Linked DNA regions of Mus musculus: region 2 is linked to region 1. The links are chromatin contacts, found by Hi-C in ENCODE. All regions are on one chromosome and are shown on one strand. The core of a region is the stretch at or near the end of the contact, and the rest is flanking DNA. Distances in the headings are between cores, read along the strand shown. Region 1 overlaps Tbc1d1 (TBC1 domain family, member 1). Region 2 holds the start of 1700027F09Rik (RIKEN cDNA 1700027F09 gene).

Evidence for each region. A loop is a pair of places that touch in the nucleus more often than their neighbours do.
Region 2: a map of heart shows a loop between it and region 1 (3-fold over the local background). The contact joins the promoter of 1700027F09Rik here to the enhancer-like site in region 1. A Hi-C loop is called at or near these places in 1 of 37 maps with a recorded cell type or tissue (heart).

Annotation. Positions count from the first base shown.
Region 1 is chr5:64,285,929-64,291,439 of GRCm38, forward strand. Tbc1d1 (TBC1 domain family, member 1) reads left to right here. Exons shown (of 22, transcript NM_001310611.1): 14 at 17-156. Among named protein-coding and RNA genes, the nearest start is that of Gm38634, 32 kb to the left of the region's middle. Within about 2 kb of position 4,088, at least 1 of the 3 ENCODE cell types and tissues checked has a DNase peak (open chromatin) inside an H3K27ac peak, as active enhancers do; it is heart, where a contact is called at or near this core.
Region 2 is chr5:64,464,496-64,470,148 of GRCm38, forward strand. It overlaps 1700027F09Rik (RIKEN cDNA 1700027F09 gene), which reads right to left and starts at 3,447. Exons shown (of 3, transcript NR_040681.1): 1 at 3,299-3,447.

The DNA of each region.
Region 1 (5,511 bases), core at 2,838-5,337:
CATCTTGCCATTTTAGGGACTTTGAATCCAAAGCAAACCACCTGGGTGACACAGATGGGACCCCCGTGAAGACCCGGCGGCACTCGTGGAGACAGCAGATATTCCTTCGAGTGGCCACTCCACAGAAGGCTTGTGACTCCCCGAGCAGATATGAAGGTAAGGCCACCCCTTGTGAACACCGCAGAGGTCTCGGACACCCTGTTACTGGGAGGGAGGTAGAGAGAGGACCACTTGGCTGGAGTGTCACAGGCAGTCTCTGAGATGAAATTAGGGAAGGACAAAAGGTCACTGAGGACCCTGCTCCCGTCTCAGACAGGGACAAGGGAGGCTCTGGAGCCCTTATTCAGACTCTACTTCTCCCTGGAGAGAACTTCAACCTGGATTGAGCTCTCTAAAATTCTCAGAGTAACTTAGGCTTATGACTTTTGCCACACCTACATAAGGGAGCAGAAAGCTAATTAGAAACATTTTCTGTGTGTGTTGGGGCAGGGGGTGGGGCATGCGGTCCTGGCTGGCCTGTGACTCTATATAGACTAGGCTGGCTTTGAACTTAGAGAGATACACCTGCCACTGCTTCCCAAGAGCTGGGATTACAGGTGTGTCCCATCACTCCTGCTAAGTATTTAAAATTCATAATATAAGAAAGAAAGTCATGAAGTGTGGGTAGTAAACAACTCCGGTGGTTCCTTGTACAAGCTCAGCCGCTCCATGATTGTCCATTCTGTGTTTATGCTCCACACTCCAGGAGGCCAACTATGAGCTACCCTGAGAGGAAGCCTTACTGCTTCCTTAAGTAAGAGAACAAGGCAGAGACAGCTCTCAGCCTTCCTTGCTCCTAACACAAGCCTGCAGTCGTTTTAAAAGCATGTGTTTGCTGTTCAGTAGTGATACTACTGCAAGAGCAGCGGTGTGGTCTGTGAACTAGGGGTTCTGATTTTTATGTCTGAGCCAAATCCTGTGGGGAGGATTAGTTTCTAAGGACAAAATTCATAAAACCAAGGGGAACTAGAGGGTGAACAGTGAGATAGTGTTGAAGAAACCTATCTAAGGAGGGGTTACACTGTACTTACAAATGCACTGTCTAATAAAGCTAAGGAAACATCTTCAATGTGTCTGCCTCCCACCCGTGCTATGGATAGAACCCAGGTCCTTGCGCGTGTCAGGCAGCTACTCTACCACTGAGCTGTGCTCCGGCGGGCCCCCTCCCCTTCTGAGTTCAGCAGTGACTAGTTGAAGTTTTGTGAGACTGACAAGTTTAAATTAGCAAAGTCTGAGAGGGCTAGCACTGCTCCTGAGCCTACAAAGGGTTGGTACATCTCAGATGGTTAAATGAAATGCCGCACTCACCACGTGGAAGCAAAGTTGTATAAATAGGAAACCAAGTTCTATCCAGCTGTGACGAGACAAGTGTTTCCACAGCGAAGCAAACAGAGACTGTGAAGGGAGATGCTAAAAGCTGCTTGGTGGCTGAAATATGAAGCCCAGGGCTTACTGGTACTCCCACACAGTAGTGGCTGCTTACCATTGTTGTCTCTGAAACCCAGGGAAGCCACTGGCTCTCTGGGTGAGGGCTCTCAGCACTGAGCACTTGGAAGGACCATACTTGGTAAAGATTCACTCTGTCCCGGGTGGTATGGCAGAGGTGCTAGTAAATCAGAGTGAAGCTGTGGCAGGCGGAGTGTGCTCATCCGAGGGCTAGGCGGAGGGCACGCAGACACACTGCTTTCTCTGAGTAGAGGACAGCGATGCTCCACCTTCGAATTAAGTCTCTGGTCTTCAGAGCCTCACTGTTGTCCCTACCACAGACAAGTGGGTGGCAGTACACTTGTCCCTGGGCAAAGTTATGCACACACTTGTCTCTTAAGTGGTTTTGTCTGTGGATTTCACTAGCTTTCATGAGATTGGGGTCCTTTGGTGATCTTGTTGAAAGGTGGATTGTTGAGGTGGGACCAGTTGCATCCCAAGCTCTGTCTCTGAAAGGCTTTCTTTCCCACTGATACTGCTGTGAATAGCCCATTTTGAGTAGTTAGGGCATAGAGTAAAGCAGCCACAGTGGGTATGATATGAGTCTTCCAGGCCTAGCTAGTCTCTGGGCCTCTGCAGTCTACACTCAGGGCTCTCCAAGGTCCAAGAGCCTCCAATAATCTCGGTTCTCAATGAATTTCTTGTTTTCTTTGTGGTGGCAGGAACGAAGACAGGGCCTGCTGGGCCAGTGCTCACCACTGAGCTGCCAGTGACCTTTTATGAGAAGGATGCGTGTGTAAGAAAGCAGGGTGCACTGGAGAACAGTGATACCGAGTAAGCGGGTAAACATGGACCTGGGAAAGCAGCGGTCTACTGGCATCCTCTGCAGGCAGGCTTTGCCCAGTGCTGTGTTCCAGAGATGCACTGTCTACACAAGTCTGCTTTCCTTGTCGAGGGCTCTCTCCTCATTGTCAGGACAGCAGAGGATGCTGGAAACCAGCTCTTAACTAGCTAGTCTGTGCTGCGTGCCCTTTAGTTTCTTTTCTCAGCGTACCATATGAAGGAGAACTCTTTGTCATTATGAAATAATTTTTAGGCAGCTCTCCACTTGGAACAGAGAGAATCTTTTTGTTCTGTTTGTGCCAGGGAACAGTTTTAGCCTTCATTTAGTTCTTTTCATTTAAGTATTTCATATCACAGTGTGCATTTTACCAACAATAGATGCCTTCAGATTTTGACATGTTTTGAAAAGGGGAAGGAAACTCTTTTTGGCATAAATAAGAGTGATTTATTGACTTGAAGCCCTTTATGTGAGTATATAGTCCAGTAAAGCCAAGGCTGAGAGTTTTGTTTTGTTTTGTTTTGGCTTATGAGTACAGCTGGGTCGGCCTAAACCCTGAAGAACTTTAGGTTAGATAGCACATGAACCAAGAAGTAAACGTTTAAGGCCAGACTAAAGCGCGTAAGGGATCTTCGGTGTGACTTCTGTGTTACTGTGCAAAAGGTGGGAAGCACTTAGTGGCTGATTTGTTTTCAAAAATTGATTTACCTCGGGGAGATTTTAATGGCTAACATAAGTGAAATAATGCAAACGCCGTCTCCATCTCTGCATTTTCTCTTGATCAGGAGTGCTTGTCTTTCACTGGGCACGGGGACTTCATTGTTGAGACTGGGTCAGCCAGGCTGCCCCTGAGCTCACTGTATAGCTGATGCTGCCCTTGAACTCTCGAATCTCCCTCCACTTCTGAGTGCCGGGGTGCCACAGGTGTGCCCCCGTGCCTGATTTTTGGTGGTGGTGGTTTTTGGTGCTGGTAGCTTGTCTTTCTGGCTTTTGTGTTGTGTGTTGTTTAGTGCGGAGGTTGGACTAAGGGCTGCATGCCTGCGGGGCAAGTACTCAACCATATGGACTTTATCCCTGGTCTTCTGGGGAGATTCTTAAGTACCCAGGCTGTCCTCTCACAGGCCAGACTCATGTGAGTTCTCCAAAACTGGGATTGCTGCCACATCAAGACCAGGCAACCTCGGGTGACTGGAGAGCCTGTCACCACTTGGTGGCAGTGTTTCTCCCTGGTCTTGGTGGCTCTGCTCTCCCATCCCCAAGAAAGAGCTTGCTTTCTTCCCCAGTACTGTTGTGTTTGAGTTAAGATAGTTGTCCTTCTGCCCACTTGTAACTTATTTGAATAGGGAGTTGTGGGTTCTGTAGGACTTTATGGGACTAGTCTCCCTTTCTTCAGGGTTTTATGGCAACGGCAGAAGCAGGTAGTGTCCAGTTGACAGATGTGATTATTTTTAATTTCTCCTCTTTGAGATGGGTCTGGCTCTGTAGTGCTACTTGGCAGCCTGTGCCCTAGCCTCACAGATACTGGAGTTCCAGGCATGTGCCACCTCCCCTGGCAAGATTGGTTTTCCTTCAGTTTTATTTAACTTTGCTTTTCGGTGGTGAATAAAGATCTGTCTTGAGATGGAGTTTTCAAACCAAGGATTTGATTGTTCATGTGAAGTTTTTGGTTTTTTGGTTTTGTTTTGTTTTTTCTTCTGTTTTGTGTTTGTTTTTGTATGTGTTGTCTTTGGCATATCATCCTAGAAGCCACTGTGACTGGCCTTGGCTGGCTGCTCCTGCCTGCACTTGTTAACACTGCTAAGGCAGCCCTGTCAGCTTTTCCTGATGCACCTCTGGAATTCAGACAGCAAGTTCGACCACTTCTGCTTGCTAGCAAGGCTCGAGGAGTAGAGCTGAGGCTTCTATACTGCAGTGTGGGAGCTGGGGGTCCTGGGAGTCAGGTGACCAGGACTTGATTGCAGCATCCAGCTGCCAGGGACTTCCTCCTTAGGGTCAAGTGACTGCTCAGAGCATGCCCCCAGGACAAAGTCCAAAGTGGACGTTTTGATTTGTCATTCTCATTTTAAATTTTGTGGCGAGGACAGGGTCTCACATAGTTCATACTGGTCTTGAACTTTGTGTAGCTAAGGCTGTCCTTGAACTCCCAATCCTGTGAGTACTGGAATTACAGATGTGATTTTCTTCTCTAGCTTAATTTGTTACCATTCAAGGTTTCAATAAGCTGTTGAGTTTAAATAAGACAATGGCAAGAAGTTTACAGTGTTTTCAGGGGAATCAAATCTGTGGACTTAGTGCAGTCTGGTCTGAGTATGACCAGCACAGAGGCTCCATGTCCTGTAGGTACTGTTCTGTACCCCCAGCTTTCCCTCCCGTGAATGTCTGCTGACAGTTCCTACTGCACCAGCCTGCTGGCCCCGAAGCTCTACACCCTCTAGCGTCCCTAGGTACAGGGATGGCCCCGAAGGGGAGGGCAGCATGAGCTCTGGGAAGGGATTCTTTCCTTGGAAAACACAGTTTATTTTTACTTACAAAGCAACTCTATTGAGATATATTTTGTATACTGTACAAATCACCCATTTAAAGCCCACAGTTCAGTATTACTATTTTTAGAGATGCAGTCAGAGTACTGAGCAGCTATTACTATAGTAATTACTGTAGTACAAGTTAAAAATCCTTAAATCACTAGATAAAGAATTTTCTAACCATCACTTCTCAGTCCATTGTCCCCACCCCTAGCTGACAGGCAGCCACTAATCTACCATGTCTCTGCAGATTTGCTTATCCTGGACACTTCCTGTAAATGCATCCACAGAATTTGTGGTCCCTCTGCTGGCTCCTCCCACTTCTCATGATGTTCTCTAAGTCTTGTGTCATGTCAGTGCCTTATTCTCTGATGGAAACTAATGCTCCGACCTGTGGACATGTTACATTCTGTTTAATGTCTCCCAGTCAGTAGACAATGTGAGTTGTTTCCACCTCTTGGCTATTAAGAATAGTGCTGTTCTGAGCATTGATGGAAAAGGGGTTTTGTGGATGATCATTAGTCAGCTATAGGATGGAACACAGGACCCCCGATGGAGGAGCTAGAGAAAGTACCCAAGGAGCTGAAAGGGTCTGCAACCCTATAGGTGGAACAACAATATGAACTAACTAGTACCCCCAGAGCTCATGTCTCTAGCTGCATATGTAGCAGAAGATGGCCTAGT
Region 2 (5,653 bases), core at 2,197-4,696, 180 kb after region 1:
GATGTGAAGAGAAAGACACATGAACCCTGAGCACAGGTAACCAGCTATGTGACAGAATGAAGATTAGAATAAATGGGTTGGGGGTCCTAGTTACGATCATGGTGGGGAGAGGTTTTGGGGACATAGCTCAGATGACAGAGAACTTCCTTGCCCATTGTACAAGAAACCTTAGGTTCCATTCCCAGTACCGTGGCATATATCCATTATCCCAGCACTGGGGCAGTGGAGACAGGAGGATCTGAAAGTCAAGGCCATCCTCAGGTACACAGTGAGTTCCAGGCTAGCCTGAGCTACATGAAACCCTGTCTTAAAAAATAAGGAGAAAAGAACATCGGGAGATGGGAAGATTGTCCTGTTTGCTGGGGGCCCCAGCATAATCTCTGGGGTGGTTGGCATCTATATAGAGGTATGTGAGAGATGACTTATAAGTGTGATGGATGATGTTACACTGGCTTTGAAGAGGGTGGAATGAGCTGAAAGCCAAGCAGTACAGATGGCCCCTGGGAACTGGAGAGGCTAGGAGATGGATTCCTTGCTGGAGGTCATTTCAGATTCCCATTCTCCCAGAGTAAGATGATAAAGGAGTCATTCTAACCACTGTTTGTGACAGCTGATCCAACAAGTGTCTCCAGGGGAATCGCTCATGTATTTTGATCTATACAAATGTCCAAATTCAAGTTGTAAAAGCAGAAAGTGTTACCAGAACTAGACCTGTAGGCTGCAGAGTCAGCAGGCTTGTCAGTCCACAGACCCACTGAGGCCTGGGCAGCCTTCTCCAGGAAGGCAGTGGATAGGTGATGATGCAATAGAGATCAGAGTTCCCGAAGTACTATCCCGGCTAGTTTTACACCAACTTGACACAAGCTAGAGTCATCTGAAAGGAGGGAACCTCCACTGAGAAAAGGGCTCCTTCAGATCCAGCTGTAGGGCATTTTCTTAATGAGTGATTGATAGGGTAGGGTCTAGCTCATTGTGGGCTGGAGGTCCTGGGTTCTATAATAAAGCAGGCTGAGCAAGCCATGATGAGCAAGCCAATAAGCAGCACCCCTCCATCTCCTCTGCGTCAGTTCCTGTCTCCAAGTTCCTATCCTACTTGAGTTCCTATCTTGACTTCCTTTGATGATGAACAGTGCTGTGGAAGAGTAAGCCATATAAACCCTTTCCTCCCCATGTTGCTTTGGTCATGGTATTTTCTCATATCAATAATTCTCTGCAGAGCTGATTAAAATGCAGGCTTTGCTTTGTTTTCCCTCAAGATCTGATGGGTTTTGGTTCCATAAACTCTTATCAGGTAACCCTTCTGGGTGGCCAAGGACAGTAAGTAGCAAATTATGGGTACCCAATCCTCATTCAAGTCCCTTCTGGACGTAGACAGTCAGGTAACATCTGAGAGAGTCCATCGCCTTGGCTGAATGCCTTTCCACAGAGTGGGAGCTCAACCTGAGGCCTGTGGATGGAATCAGGACCCCCGAACAGCTTCTGGTACCTCCATTCCATGAATAGGTGTTGAGAAATGACTGCTTGAGAGCACAAAATCCAACAGCTCCTGTGATAGTCACAGCCACCTCTATCCAGATGCTGTGTGGAGCAGGTGCTGCTGTTGACCACTTCTTCACCCTCACCGTAGTAAGAACAGACATGCCAAAGCCAGGTCCAGTCACCTTGGTGAGAGGGACTTGGCTCCAGAGAGACATGTGTTATGGCAGCTGAGGTCCCTAAAAGGTGCACACAGGGGTTCAGAGATGATGGCTGGAAGGTCAGGACTCTGCTTCATACCCCTTGCTCTCTGAACCTTAGCCTTCACCTGCTGTGACCACATTCATGTGAATGCCACCGCCCTTGTCTGAAGAGCAAAGGACAGCCGCCTCCAGGTATGGTTTACTGCCCAATGTGACATAAAAATGCAGCAAATAAAACTTCAAAGGCCTTGGGACAACCACTGGCTACAGGCTCACCTTTCTCCAGAACCCTGCAATGGCCAGCAGATCTGCAGGGTGACCTCAGCTCCACACCCTGCCCCACCTTGCTCTACTCCACCCTCCATCAAGGCTCCCATTAAGGAAGCCAGTTGTATGACATCAGTGTCATTAAACTGACCCAGTTTCTCCCAAGCTGGGGGAAGCTAGAGCTCTGGTTGACACAGAAACCTATTCAGCTGCTTCAAAGAAGTCATCTGGAGAAAGACGGGCCAGAGCCTCACTCAGAAGGAAGGTCCCCTGAACATACACTGTTCAAACTTCCAAAGACAGGGAGGGAACCTGACTATCCTTACAAGCCTCTCTGCACTTGGAGTTAGGGGCTGAGAACACCTCCTTCTCTATGAGAGAAGGCCCCCATTAAGTAGAACTTGAAAAGTTAGTCAGTACTATTCCCTGGGGATCCAGTCCTGTCGATCTGATCTGTTTACTGGGTTTAGAGAAATATCTGCCCTATGTTCCTAAGCTGTGGAATCCCAGCCAGTGTTTCTGGCTTCTTCATGTTTTTCCCTTTCTTGGTAGTAGTCACTGCTGTGTTTTATCTGAAAACTCCTATTCATCCCTCAAAACTCTAGGCTTTAATTCTTCCAAAAACTCCCCCTTCCTCACTTCCAGGATATAATTCTATTCAGTTCTTTCTGGGGATCTTGGAATGTGGTACCCTGGCCAAGAAGAGTTCAGCATCTTCAAGATGTTAAACTCCCTCTGGTGGCTTCTTCTTCTTCTTCTTCTTCTTCTTCTTCTTCTTCTTCTTCTTCTTCTTCTTCTTCTTCTTCTTCTTCTTCTTTCTCTATATTTTATTGACATTATTAATTCAGCTAGAATAGAGGAATTATAGGAAATGCTTGCCCAGGGTGCTGGAGTCCCTGAATGAGAAGCAAGCAGAATAGTGAACACTCACCCTCCTGAGGCCTGTGTCCTAGGGATGTCCGGACATTTGTATCAAAGGAACAGTGGCATGTTTCCAGTAAGACACATTGTCTTAGATTGTGGACTCCTGGGAAGTTGAATCATAGATTTGGGTTGCTTGGGAGAGCTGGCCTGAGGCTCTGGAAAGGGGTCAGAGTTTGTTCTAAGAACTGTAAGAGTCAAACCAGGCAGTGGTGGTATACTCCATTAATCCTAGCACTTGGGAGGCAGAGGCAGGCAGATTTCTGTGTTCAAGGCCAACCTGGTCTACAGAGTGAGTTCCAGGATAGCCAGGGCTACACAGAGAAACTGTCTCAAAAGACACGAAACCAAAACCAAACCAAACCAACCAACCAACCAAACAAACAAACAAAAAGAATTGTAAGAGTCTATCTTGAGCATGTAATTCTCACCTTGAAGACTCAGTCAATCTCTGGCTTCTAAGGCGTGGTATTCTCAATGGCCACTATAGATGAAAGACAATATTCTGCACATGGGAGTCCTTTCTATGGTCAGGGAAAGGGCAACTGCTTCATCTTGTGGCTTATTGTGGTAATATTCTAACTAAAAAGACACAAAGTGCCCCTCCCCTTTGACTATCAGAATCTTGAGACAATGGACCCCAAGACTTTTGGAATTTCTCCAGGAGCCTCTCATGCTGTGGGAAGGAAAGGGCTGAAGTCTGGCGCCAGCATGAAGAGGAGCTCGTCTCTCAGATTCCCACAGTTTCAACAGCTCTCGGACCACCTTGCAGGACAGATTGGGGCAGAGACAGACAATGATGGCTGGCACCACACTTTGATCAGGACTACTCAGTGGTGTCTATCTCTTGCCCTCTACTTAAAGCTCATGTCAGGATCCTGAGTACTTACAGGACTCCCTGGCTCCCTTTCCCAGTGTGGCCACATGGCAGAGATTTCCTTTTGTTGCTTTTCATTATATCATAATTGGCCTACTGAGGATGAGTTGCCCAGCCTGACTTGATTGGCCCAGGCACAACTAACAATTCCTGTATCGCTGGGGCCTGAATCTATGGCCTTGCCCCTGTTGAGCAGGTGCTTCACCACTGAGCCACACCCTGCTGGACGCTCTTAGCATCACGTGCCTTCTCTGAGAGGTGCTTTACCTACCCACCTCCTATCGTTCCCTTACGTTCCCTGCTTCATAGTCACAGCTCAATTCGTGCCTGGCAGGGTTTCACCAAGGTCATTGTGAGCACCTGAGCTGGCACTTCCTCTACTGCAGCTGGGGATAAACATCAGTCAAGGGGCAATTCTGCCTACCTGAAATGCTCCTCCAACGGCTTCAAGGGAGGTACCACCAGTCCAAGAAGGCCCACATCTGCTGGTTTAGATGACTTGCAAGCTATGAGGCTGTTTTCCAGACCTTCTAGGACCTTAGATGTTCTGGCCTACACACAGGCAGGACACGTGGCTGTCTTCACACTGTTCACCTTCTCTGGTGCTATCAAGCATTCTCTGTGGACCCCATGGGATGTTAGCTGCCTGGCTTAAGTTGGGGTATCACATTTCTAACTACTCCTGATCACATGGAGGCCCTTAATGTGATCATGGATCTATCCACTGGCAGATGAGGAAGATGCATAATGAAACTCATCAGATTTTGTTTTAAATGTGATGCTGTTTATTTTATTATTGATTGATTGATTGATTGATTGATTGAGATGGGGTTTCTCTGTGTAGCCCTGGCTGTCCTAGAACTCACTCTGTAGACCAGGCTGGCCTTGAACTTACAAAGATCAGCCTACCATCCATGAAAGATGTGTACTACCATCCATGCCTGACCATTTAATAACTCTTAATGCAAGAGTTTGCTCACATGAAAAGTAGAAATTACAGACTTTGCCCTGGATTTTGAAACCATGGTCCCTTATGCCACAACAGTGCTTGGTCACAGGGAAGGCACACTGTCACATCTCCTATCCTTGTCTCTTCCTCCTCTGTCCTCTAACTCCTAGCTTCTTTGCTTTTGCTAATGCTCTCAAACCCTATGCAAAGCCCAGTCTGTTTTTATGAAATGAACACCTGTACAATCACCATCCAGATTACAAAATGTAATTATTGGCTCTAGAAATTTCCAACAATAAGTCCTTCTGTTTCCCTGGTGGTAATCATTGTCCCAACTTCTACAATTTCCCCTTTGCTCACAAGGCAGATAATGGTTTCTTAACTGTGTCCATAGACATCTTCCATGTTAATAGCTGGCAGGCATAGACCTTCCAGCTTGCCAAGACTGCTTGAAGTACACTATAGTCACCAACTCTTCAGTCTACACAACCCTCTCAGGCCAGAACTTTGACTGCTAGGCCAATTGTGCAGGTGAGGAAACTGAAGCACAGAAGGTTAAGGGACCTGTCCAGGCTCACATAGGTAGTGAGGAAGTGGAATTTGAATCTAGACACTCACTCTCAAAAGCACACCATCATGCTGCTCAGCTAAGTAAGATATAGAAACCACACTGACAAGTGGGGTACCTATGGAGTCCCCCAGATACATAAGAAACATTCTAAAAGTTATTGTGCTATTGCGGGCCTCAGGACTGAGGCAACCCAACCCATTGCCCCTCGCCAGTAATCCTGGTTTAGAACCATATGTGCATGTGTGCACACTTGATTTTGTGTATTTTCTTACTGGACTTCACAGTCCTCACAAGGTTTGCCTTGTCTACCATCACCTCTGGTGATCTCTGGCCAATTCCCCAGAACACAAGCCACTTCAGTTCCAGTGGCCCCCACCCCCACCCCCCGA